2 separate regions of the Homo sapiens genome follow, and region 2 is linked to region 1. The links are chromatin contacts, found by Hi-C or POLR2A ChIA-PET in ENCODE. All regions are on one chromosome and are shown on one strand. The core of a region is the stretch at or near the end of the contact, and the rest is flanking DNA. Distances in the headings are between cores, read along the strand shown. Region 1 has its middle 12 kb from the start of IGLL1. Region 2 has its middle 8.9 kb from the start of SLC2A11.

Region 1 (6,028 bases), core at 1,880-4,379:
TCTGAGGTTCCTCTACAAGCTTTGGAGATGAACGAAGCCTCTGCTTTAACAGGAATAGATCCTGTTTATCAAAGCATGTAAAGGCCAGATGTTCGTTTCTATGTTAGGGATCCTGAAGAGTTGTTTCAGAGTGGATGAATGACTGTCACATCCTCAGTGGCCCTGCCACTCTGACAGATGAGTAGTCACTTGTCATACATCTTGTTCCCTTGAACTTCAACAATGACTAAAAATACAAAAAATTAGCCAGGCGTGGTTTCACTCTGGAGTGTAGTGGTGCGATCTTGGCTTACTGCTATCTCTGTCTCCCAGGTTCAAGCAATTCTCCTGCCTCAGCCTCCCGAGTAGCTGGGATTACAGGCACTTGCCACAACACCTGGTTAATTTTTTGTATTTTTAGTAGAGATGGGGTTTTGCCGTGTTGACCAGGCTGGTCTTGAACTCCTGATCTCAGGTGATCCACCTCCCTTGGTCTCCCAAAGTGCTTTGATTACAGGCGTGAGCCACCACACCCAGCCAACTTTTTTTTGTTGTTGTTGGCTGCTGCTTTCAAGATTTTTTGTCACTTGCCAGTTTGATGATAATGTGTCTTGGTGTGGATCTTTTTGTGGTTAATTCTCTTGGAGTTCATTGAGCTGCTTTGATTTGTAGTTTCACGTCTTTCTCCAATTTGGGATAGTTTTTGGACATTTTTGCAAATAATCTCTGTTCCTTCCTCTCTCTTCTCCTTTGCTGAATGCATAATGTGTATCTTGGTCCTCTTGATGGTGTCCCATAGTCCCTTAGGATGCCTTCACCTTTGTTTGCTCTTTTCTTTTTTTTTTTTTGAGACAGAGTCTTGCTCTGTCGCCCAGGCTGGAGTGCAGTGGTGACATCTCAGCTCACTGCAACCTCCGTCTCCCGGGTTCAAGCGATTCTCCTCCTTCAGCCTCCAGAGTAGCTGGGATTACAGGCATGCGCCACCACGCCCGGCTAATTTTTTTGTTTTTGTTTTTGTTTTGTTTTGTTTTGAGATGGAGTCTTGCTCTGTCACCAAGCTGGAGTGCAGTGGCGCAATCTTGGCTCACTGCAACCTCTGCCTCCTAGGTTCAAGCAGTTCTGCCTCAGCCTCCCGGGTGGCTGGGACTACAGGCGCGCGACATCATGCCCAGCTAATTTTTATATTCTTAGTAGAGATGGGGTTTCACCATGTTCACCAGAATGGTCTCGATCTCTTGACCTTGTGATTCGCCTGCCTTGGCCTCCCAAAGTGCCGGAATTACAGGCGTGAGCCACTGTGCCTGGCCTAATTTTTGTATTTTTAGTAGAGAAGGGATTTCACCATGTTGGCCAGGCTGGTCTCGAACTTCTGACCTCAGGTGATCTGCCCGCCTCAGCACTCCCAGAGTGCTGGGATTACAGGCATGAGCCACCGCACCCGGCCTGTTTGCTCTTTTCTGTTTGCTCCTCAGACAAAGTAATTTCAAATGTACTTTCTTCAAGTTTGTTCATTCTCTCTTCTACCTGCTTGAACCTTCCATTGACTTCTTCTACTGAATTTTTCAATTTAGTTATTGTATTTTTCAGCTCTAGAATTTTTGTTGAGGTTCTTTTTATATCTCTATATTGATATTCTCATTTTATTAATATATAATTTTGCTGATTTCCTTTAGTTCTTTGTCCATGTTTTCCTTTAACTGTTTGAGCGTATTTAAGATGGTTTTAAGGTCTTTGTCTAGCAAGTCTGATACCTGTGTTTCTTCAGGAATAATTTCGTTTTTTTTTTCTTTTTTTTGAGGTGAAGCCTCACTCTGTTGCCAGGCTGGAGTGCAGTGACACGATCATGGCTCACTGCAACCTCCACCTCCCGGGTTCAAGGAATTCTCCTGCCTCAGCCTCCCGAGTAGCTGGGATTACAGGTGTGTGCCATCATGCCAGCTAATTTTGTGTGTGTGTGTGTGTGTGTGTGTGTGTGTGTGTGTGTGTGTGTATTTTTAATAGAGACAGGGTTTCACCATGTTGGCCAGGCTGGTCTCAAACTCCTGACCTCAGGTGATCTGCCTGCCTCAGGCTCCCAAAGTGCTGGGATTACAGGTGTGAGCCACCTGGCTGGAAGTCTTATCTTAAAGCTTGAAGCCTCTCCCTTCTATTAGTGGCCCGCCCCAGAGGTGCCCAATATCAGCCTCTCTCTGCCCATCTTCCTTTCCCACTGTGCAGACTGGGCCCTGGAGGGGTGGGCTCTGCCCCTGAAGAGGCTGTGGAGTAGGCCACCCAGCAGCACTTGCTGTGTGAACAAGTGACTTTCTCTTGCCTGTTATGCATACTGATGGTGCTTATCAGCTCTCTCCCTACTTCCTGTCCTTTTCTCCTCTTAAGCCTGGATTCAAAAACCCACTCCTCCTCTACCTTCTAATTCATGGACCGCCCCCCCCCAGTCTTGCTCCTTGATATCACTGGATGCCACCTCCTCTCTGATTACTCTGCCTTACCTGAGGCTGCTGCCATCCCTCTGCTGGCCCAGTGCACAGCCTCCTGACCTGACTGCCCTTGTATTTGTTCTGCTTTTGGCAGCCAGAGTGCTTTCTACCCTGCTAGCCTGATGGGGTCATTCCCTTCCTCAGACACCCCCATTGAGTCCCATGTAAACCAGAATGTCAAGGCCAGCCTGCAGGCCCTTCCTGATCTGGCTCCCGTCTCTGGACCCTCCATGCTCCAGCCCCATTGCGTTCCTGTGTTCCCTGAACATGCCTTCCGCTGGAGGGAAGGACGTGCCTCGGGAAACACCCCTCGCGTAGCCACAGAAGGAGCCTGGGCTGGAGGTTTGGGGGAGTCCTATTCCCATGTTAGCTACTGTAACATGGGAAGCAGAGGGCCTGCTCCCCCTCCACACCCCTCCCCCAGCCCTGTGCTGTATTCTGGGTGTCAGGTGCAGCTGAACCAGGGAAGAAGGCCAAATTTGGGGTTTGAGCCAGCCCTTTGGTTCGTGGGAAAGGAGAAAATAGGTCCAACCATAACCATTTTCTTCTTGCTTCTCATTGTTATGTTTTCATGTCGCCTTAACGCCTGGTGTATTTACGTATTTCCTAAAAACAATGATTTCGCAAGCACCCCAGCTGTGATTTTCCCTGAGCCCATGTGCTCCACAACCTAGCTCCTGACAGGACCCCCTACGCCTCAGATAGATCCTCACAATGGCTGAGGCTCAACCTGCCCTTGGGTTTCTTCCCTGTTTCGTGGATGAGGTCAGCAGAAATTTTGAGGGAAGCTCACTTCATAGAAGTGAAGTGGGAAGCGCTTGGAGTAGTTCAAGGTCTCAACAGGAGACCTTGCCATTTCACGTTCTCAGACAGCGAGAAGGCTGGCAGGAGACCATTTCCTTGTAGTCGGTGGAGAAAGGGGAGTCACAGGGAGGGAGAGGAAGAGACCTGACCCATCCAGCAAGAACAGGGCCTGGAAGAGTGCCCTCCTTGTCTGAAGCTCCAGTGCAGTCCTTGAGAGTGTAAGTGTGTGACCTGCAGCGGGAGGCCACCAGGGGGTGCTGTGAGACTGGCCCAAGCTGAACTGGGGGAGGAGGACCCCACATCTCTGCTTGGGACTCAGTGTCTTTTTCTTCCTTTTGCCTCAACCATTCCGCAGGCCTGAAGGCCAGAACTGTCTAGGGGAGCCCCGTTCCAGCTGTGGGATGCCTATAGATGTAGAGATGCTCCCAGATTCTTACACATCTCTGTAATTAGTGGAATAAGTGGGCCATGAGTGAGAACGGCTAGAGAAGGTTTGAGGAAGACAGTAGACAGCCTTATGCCATCCACGGAGCAGAGCATGCTCCGAGTGCAGGGCACATTCTTTTCAAGCAGATATGGAACAAAAGCGCACATATGCCAGGCTATAAAGAACATGTACCCTGCTGGGCCCAGTGGCTCACGCCTGTAGTCCTAGCACTTTGGGAGGCCAAGGCAGGGTGAGCGGATCCCTTTAGGTCAGGAGTTCAAGACCAGCCTGGCCAACATGGTGAACCCCCATCTCTAGATATATAGGTATCTAAATAGATATCTATATTTATATATCCGGGCGTGGTGGTGCACACCTGTAATCCCAGTTACTTGGGAGGCTGAGGCGGGAGAATCACTTGAACCTGGGAGGCAGAGGTTGCAATGAGCTGAGATTGTGCCACTGCACTCCAGCCTGGGTGACAGAACGAGACTCCATCTCAAAACAAAAAAGAATGTGTCCCCAAATATCAAAGGGCTGGCTGGGTGCAGTGGCTCCCACCTGTAATCCCAGCACTTTGGGAGACCAAGGCAGGCAGATCACTTTGAGCTCAGGAGTTTGAGACCAGCCTGGGCAACAAGGCAAAACCCCATCTCTACTAAAAGTACAAAAATTAGCTGGGTGTGGTGGTGCATGCCTATAATCCCAGCTACTTGTGAGGCTGAGGCAGGAGAATTGCTTGAACCCAAGAGGTGGAGGTTGCAGTGAGCTGAGACCACACCACTGCACTTCAGCCAGGGTGGGTGAGCAACACTCCGTCTCAAAAAAAAAAAAAAAAATCAAAGGGCTGAAATACAGGTTATGCTTTTGTAGTACAATGCAACGATGCTAGAAATCAATCACTAAAATGCAACCAGAAAGCCATTATGTGGCATCACCTCACCCCTAGCCAGGATTCATGGCTCTGGAAATCAACAAACAGAAGGTGCTTCCCGTCCACACAGCTCTGGGCTCTGTTGCTTTAGAGGCTTTAATTCCCAAGAGAGGAAACCTTCGACCAATTCCACAAGAGGCTGCCTCCCTGGCCACTGTGGGCTCCTTATGCCAGAGAACAATAGACATCCGGGGATCGAGCCAAACTATCAGGGTACTGGGGCACTGCTACACAGAGGGATGAAGGGAGGGTATGTCTGGAGCACTGAGAGCCTCGGGGTCCCTTCATGTCCTGTGGTAACAGTTACTGCAAACTACAGCCATGTAATTCAGGCAGGAGCGTGAATGGCCCAGACCCTCAGGTATAAGGGTTTGAGTCATCCCACCAAACAGGTAACACCAAGGTATCTGCTGAGGGCACAGAGACTACCCAGTGGGTAGTAGAAACAGTCAGCACCAGCTGCGGCCATGTGAGAGTGACAGAAAGGAGGACACTCAAGAGTGAGGATGTTTCTTCTTTGTTTTGACATGACTGTAATTGCATTTGTCGTAACACTAGTAACACTTTCTCCTCCTCATTTCCCTGTGATTAATACATTCTTATGTTAATAAGTGACCTACTTTTAAATTTTTTATTATATATGAACATTTATATATTTTTTATTTTATATATACACACACACATACACACATATATATATATGTACATATGTATGTTTTTTGGGTTTTTTTTAATGAGACAGTGTTGCTCTGTCGCCCAGGCTGGAGTGCAGTGGCACCATCATAGCTCACTGCAGCCTCGAGCTCTTGGGCTCAGGTGATTCTTCCACCTCAGCCTCCCAAGTAGCTGGGGCTACAGGTTCAAGCCACCACGTGTGGTTAATTTTTGTATTTTTTGTAGAGACAAAGTTTCACCATGTTGCCCAGGCTGGTCTTGAACTCCTGGGCTCAAGAGATCTGCCCACCTTGGCCTCCCAAAGTGCTGGGATTATAGGCATGAGCCACCTCGCCTGGCTGGTAACCTATTTTGATATCTAAGTTATAGAATATCAAAGGGGTGTGTGTGTGTGTGTGTGTGTGTGTGTGTGTGTGTGTCAGCTGGGAGAGTAATAAACATCACCTGAAGATGGATGAAGTGATCTATAGACCTGAGTCCTTTTCTGGGAGGGTTAGCTTGTTTGGGTTATATGAGCCTAGTTTCATCATGTTCGGCAGAAGCATGATGTTGCTAGTGGCTTTATTTGGAGGTTAATCTGGTTAGAGGAAGTGTGCAGAAATGCCACGCTGACAAAGGTGGGCTGGAGTGGTTTTGCCCTGTATCCACCTGGCTAAACTAGAACTAAGTTTCCTACAGTCCCCTTCTCCATATGATTTGGGGTCAGAATTGGCTAAAAAAAATTGTGAGATA
Region 2 (5,377 bases), core at 32-2,531, 260 kb before region 1:
ATCAGCTGGAACACCCACGTACTATTGATGAAAATATCAGTTGGAACTAGGTGTGGTGGCTCATGCCTGTAATCCCACCACTTTAGGAGGCCAAAATAGGAGGATCATTTGAGGCTGAAGTTTCAAACCAGCCTAGGCAATGTGGTGAGACCCTGTCTCTATAATTTATTTTTTTTAATTAGCTGGGCACAGTGGCACACCACACAGCTGTGGTCCCAGTTACTTAGGAGGTTGAGGTGGGAAAAAAAGCTTGAGCCCAGGAGGTCAAGGCTGCAGTGAGCCATGTTCACACCACTGCACTCCAGCCTGAGTGACAGACTAAGACCCTATCTCAAAAAAAGGAAGGAAGGAATGAAGGAAGGAAGGAAGGAAAAATGTAAATCAGTGCAATGACTCTGGAGAGCAATTTGGGCAGATGAAGGAAGTTGAAGTTCACATACCTCTCCCACCCAGCAATTCCACTCCTGGGTTTACCTTGGAGAAACTCTTAATCCCATGCTCAGGAACTGTTCACAAATGCAGCATCTTTTGTACCATAGGAAAATTGGAAACTATCCAAATGTCAATCATGCAAAAAAAGGAGATATAAGCTGTAGAATACCATAGAATACCATGCATCAGTGAAAATCAGTGGACTAGACTAGAGGAACGGTATCAACATGTGTGAATCACAACGCTGCATGAACAAAGTTGCAGAAAGATGCCTACACTATTATGCCTGTATATTGTTTGGAAATATACAAAACCGTACCTAATGTGTGTAGGAATATATATGTCTACATAGTAAAAGCCTGGGGGCGAGCCTGGGGATAAGTCCCAAATTTAGAACTGGGTTTAACCTTGAATCCAAGACCCTGCCAGACTGGATCCTGACCTGGCCACCATTAACAATACCTGGCTGCCCCTTGATTCTCCTTGAAATGCCTCTTGGATGCCCTAAAGCCACCCCCATCTCGTTGGAGACAGGTCCCCATGTGTGGGCTCCCCAGACATTAATTATTATCCTTTGGCCAGGAAGCTCTAGGTTTCGCCTCAGCAAACATTGACTGGGAGTTTAACCTTGGGCATGTGAAAGTCATATCTGTATTTGTAGCAGCCTGGTGCTCACATCCGTCCTGTGCAGTGCTAGGTGCAACCACCCATATGTGGATGTCAGCCTCATTTACGAGGGGAGTCCCTGAGGCTCTGTGAGGCCAAGCCGGTGCCCGCACCAGCCCTACAGCCCGGCTGGCAGAGCTGGTCTTCCTCACATTGCCAAGGGAGGAGCGCAGCTCAAACTAAAAACAATCAATACAGGCCGGGCGCGGTGGCTCCTGCCTGTTATCGCAGCACTGCGGAAGGCTGAGGCAGGCGGATCAACTGAGGTCTGCCTGGTGAAACCTCATCTCTACCAAAAATACAAAGATTAGCCGGGTGTGTGGTGGGCGCCTGTAATCTTAGCTACTGGGGAGGCTGAGGCAGGAGGCTTGCTTGAGCCGGGGAGGCAGAGGTTGCAGTGAGCCAAGATCGTGCCACTGAACTCCAGCGTGAGCGACAGAGCGAAACTCCGTCTCAAAAATAAATAAATAAATATTTAAAAATAAATAAATAAAAACAATCAATCCAGCGAAGCCCGCTGGTGATACTGACTCCCACCCGGCCCGTACCCCACCCGGGAGCCCACCGGCTCTTCCAGCGGGGTGCCTCCGTGTCCCTGAACTGTCTTAGAAAATGCCTGTTACCTGGGCCTAGGGAGGCAGGGCCCAGCGTTGGGGACATCCCAGGGATTCCGTCTCCTGGTGGAGACTTTCCCAGCCCTCGGGGAATGAATGGGCTCACCGCGCCCGGGTCCCGCCCCCGTTCAGCTTCTTCCCCGCAGGCTTTTCGGGATTTCCCCGACGCCGCCCAGACCGGCTCCGGCCGCGAGGGGGCGACAGAGCCCGGGCTCTGCGGAACCCAGCACCAGCGATTGCCGCCGACTCGCGAAGGTTCAGTGGTGGCGGTGACACAAAGGAGGCCTGCGCCCAGGCGCCGCTGGGTAGGGGGCACTTCATCTGGGGAGGCTCCCCTTTCTGCCTTGCCCTCCCTGCCCCTCAGCTCTTGGGCGCTCCAGTCCTGGCCGTTGTACCGAGTTGCAGCCTCCTGCCCTGCGCCACCCGCCCCGGTGCGATTTCACTTGCCCTGTCCTCACATCCAGCCGCGCGGGGCCGGGTGGGCCAGGACCCTGGGGAGCTGAGAAGCCTGACGCCAGTCCCATCCGGCCTCGGCCCGCCTGCGTGGCTCTCCTCTCTGCTCCATGCGGGGTGGGACAGGTGCCTCCTACCTGGAGCCAAGGCTCAGGCAGCAGCAGGCCCGGTCCATCCCTGGGGATGAGTGAGGGGTGCAGGGCACGGCTGACTGCGGGGACCTAGCGTTCCTGAGCACCTCACTGCTAGTGGGCTGAGCAGCTCTAGGCCAGCCTGTTGGCCTCTCTGAGCCTCGGTTTCCTCATCTGTCAGTGGGCTTGAGAGCGCTGTAGCACGGAGGACTGTAACACGGTTCAAGGCTACCCAGAGGCCATTCCTCCCTGCAGCCTTTCCTATTGCCCCCACGTGGGTGGGCATCTCTGTCCTACACCAGGGGCCTCCTGCGGGGGAGAGGGAGGAGGTCAGGAGGCCTGATGATCACTGAAGCCTCTGCCCCCGGGGTTCAAGCGATTCTCCTGCCTCAGCCTCCCGACTTGCTGGGATTACAGGCGTGAGCCAACATGCCCGGCTAATTTTTGTATTTTTAGTAGAGACGAGGTTTCACCATGTTGGCCAGGCTAGTCTCGAACTCCTGACCTCAGGTTATCTGCCCACCTTGGCCTCCCAAAGCACTGCGATTACACGCGAGAGCCACCGCGCCCAGCCAACACAGGGCCTTTTTTGATCCCGCAGTTGTCCCAGACAGACCCTAACCTCAGATGGGTGCACTGGGGGGCTGCAGCCTAGCTGGACAACCTCACTCAAGGTTGGCGACAGGGTGCAGGGGTGCAGACAGGCAGGTCCTGCAAACTACCCAAAGGCCTGCTTCTTCCTCCTCAGAGCTGGCATCCACTCCGGTTCTGGGTCTCATTTCCAGCGTAATGGCTCAAAGACAAAGAAAGAAAGAAAACAAGCCCCAACCCCACAACCAGCTGAGGCGGCCCCTCCTGGCCACCCTTTGATGTTTGAGGACTGAACAATGGGGCTGATTGCAGATGAGAGATTTGAAGCCATCTTAATTAGAAGGAAAGAATGTCCTCGTGGTCGGCTGTTCTAAAAATACAGCTGTGCCCACATCTGGAGGGAAAGGGTGGGGGCCTGGGAGGTGGGGACGGTGGTTAGGCCAGAGTCTGAAGCACTGATGCCTGCATTCCTTGGGGCGGAGGGGGCCTCTAAGCAGGGCCTCTTGGAAGGGGGTGGGGAGATGCCACAGCAGCCAGTCCGCTGTGGCTGGACCACCTTCTGCAGGTTTGGGATGCGCAAGCAGTGGGACAGGTGTGCCTTCCTGCGTCTGCCCTCACCAAGGAAGCCCTCCCCGTGCCGCAGCCTCGGTTTTCTCTTCTCTCCAACGGGGCAACCAAATTGGTCATTTGTTTGCATTTCAAATACTCACTTTGCGACCTAATCTTGCATTTGTTTTGCATTTTTTTTTTTTTTTGAGACAGAGTTTCACTCTTGTTGCCCAGGCTGGAGTGCAATGGCACGATCTCAGCTCACTGCAACCTCCGCCACCTGTGTTCAAGCAATTCTCCCGCCTCAGCCTCCCGAGTAGCTGGGATTATTACAGGAGCCTGCCACCACACCCCACTAATTTTCGTAATTTTTGTATTTTTAGTACAGATAGGGTTTCGCCGTGTTGGCCAGGCTGGTCTTGAACTACTGACCTCAGGTGATCCGCCCACCTCGGCCTCCCAAAGTGTTGGGATTACAGGCATGAGCCACCGCGCCCGGCTGTTTTGCATTCATTTTCTTAAAGAGGCCCCCCAGTCTCATGAAAGTGAAGGGCATTGGAGGGCTGGGTGAGTGTTTGGAGGAGGACGTGGAGGCAGGGGCCCTGGTGGTGTCACTGTGAAAGGATGGGTCACCTGGGTTGTCATCTCAGCCCACCGTTAGGAGCCTCCCATCCCAGCGGCTGGACAATCACCTGGCACGGGGAGCATGCCCCTCACTCATGGGAGCAGGGCCTGGCTGCTTGGTGGGGCTATCAGTGGATGCAAGCCAGTGGAGGTGGGGTGAACCAAGGCCTTTCTTTCTTTTTTTTTTTTTGAGACGGAGTTTCGCTCTTGTTGTCCAGGCTGGAGTCCAGTGGCACGATCTCAGCTCACCGCAACCTCCGCCTCCCGTGTTCAAGCGATTCTCCTGCCTCAGCCCCCCAAAGAGTTGGAACTACAGGCATGCACCACCATGCCCAGCTAATTTTGTATTTTTAGTAGAGACGGGTTTCTCCATGTTAGTCAGGTTGCTCTAGAACTCCCGACCTCAGGTGATCTGTCAGCCTCAGCCTCCCAAAGTGCTGGGATTACAGGCGTGAGCCACCGCACCTGGCTGAACCCAGGCCTTTCTGAACCTCTCCTTCCACCAGACCCATGGCTCTGAGTCACTAGTCCTGGGCAAGGCCTTCCAGAGTGGTGGCCCCAGTCCCTAAAGATTAGTTTTGTTTTCGTAGAGATGGAGTGTCACGCTGTTGCCCAGGCTGGCCTCGAACTCCCGGGCTCAAGCAATCCTCCTGCCTCCGCTGGGACTACAGCCACACGCCACTCCGCCAGGCTTTTTCGAAGTCAAAGACAGAGCTGTCTCAGGTTTTGTCTCTGTGAACTCATATCCCTGGCCCTGCCATATGGCTGACTCTGCCAAACAGATAATCTGCTTCTCCCCCTACACCGCCCACAGTGCTGAGCTTGAAAATAGCTGAGGCAGGGGAGGGGGAAGCCCCCACCAGATGCTCTGGAGCTCTGGGGTGCTTGGCCGGAGGTGGCTTTGACATTCTGGCAGCGGCCACAGCAGGAAGTGGGAATTCCTGGCAATTGCTCTGGGTCATGACAGTCAGGACACAGGCTCAGGCAGGTCCCGCAGCTGAGGGCTGAATGGAGACAGTTTCATCAGCCATGAAGGGTCAGAGACAGTAAAACGAGGCCCAGACAGCAGGGAGGCAGCTCAGGAGTGGAGTCTCATGTTGGAGACGCTCCCTGGGAGCCCAGAGGCTGCAAAAAGTTCTCACCTCCAAACCGGAGCTGGAAAAGGGTCTGGGGCTGCACAGCATTAGCTGGTTGGTGATGTCCCTCACTCCCCTGTGCCCCAGTGATGGGGTCAGGGATAGCTCACTTCCTCCGCATGGGTCCCTTCCATCACCCGTTATGGTGGCAAAGCCAGGACTGCTGATTTTGTGCCTCTTT

What was found. Hi-C counts contacts between places; a loop is a spot of excess contacts on that map. ChIA-PET counts read pairs that join two places held with the same protein, here RNA polymerase II (POLR2A). Pooled maps may share reads with other maps.
Region 2: a loop to region 1 is called in a pooled map, with 6 times the contacts of the local background. The contact joins two enhancer-like sites. A Hi-C loop is called at or near these places in 7 of 50 pooled maps. POLR2A ChIA-PET finds 5 or more read pairs at or near these places in 7 of 52 experiments (AG04449, HEK293T, HepG2 and 4 more).

Annotation. Positions count from the first base shown.
Region 1 is chr22:23,588,777-23,594,804 of GRCh38, reverse strand. It overlaps a transcript of DRICH1 not described here. Among named protein-coding and RNA genes, the nearest start is that of IGLL1, 12 kb to the right of the region's middle. Within about 2 kb of position 3,129, at least 2 of the 41 ENCODE cell types and tissues checked have a DNase peak (open chromatin) inside an H3K27ac peak, as active enhancers do.
Region 2 is chr22:23,846,240-23,851,616 of GRCh38, reverse strand. No RefSeq gene overlaps it. Among named protein-coding and RNA genes, the nearest start is that of SLC2A11, 8.9 kb to the left of the region's middle. RefSeq lists enhancers at 1,570-2,325, 2,326-3,081, 3,082-3,839. Within about 2 kb of position 1,281, at least 2 of the 41 ENCODE cell types and tissues checked have a DNase peak (open chromatin) inside an H3K27ac peak, as active enhancers do.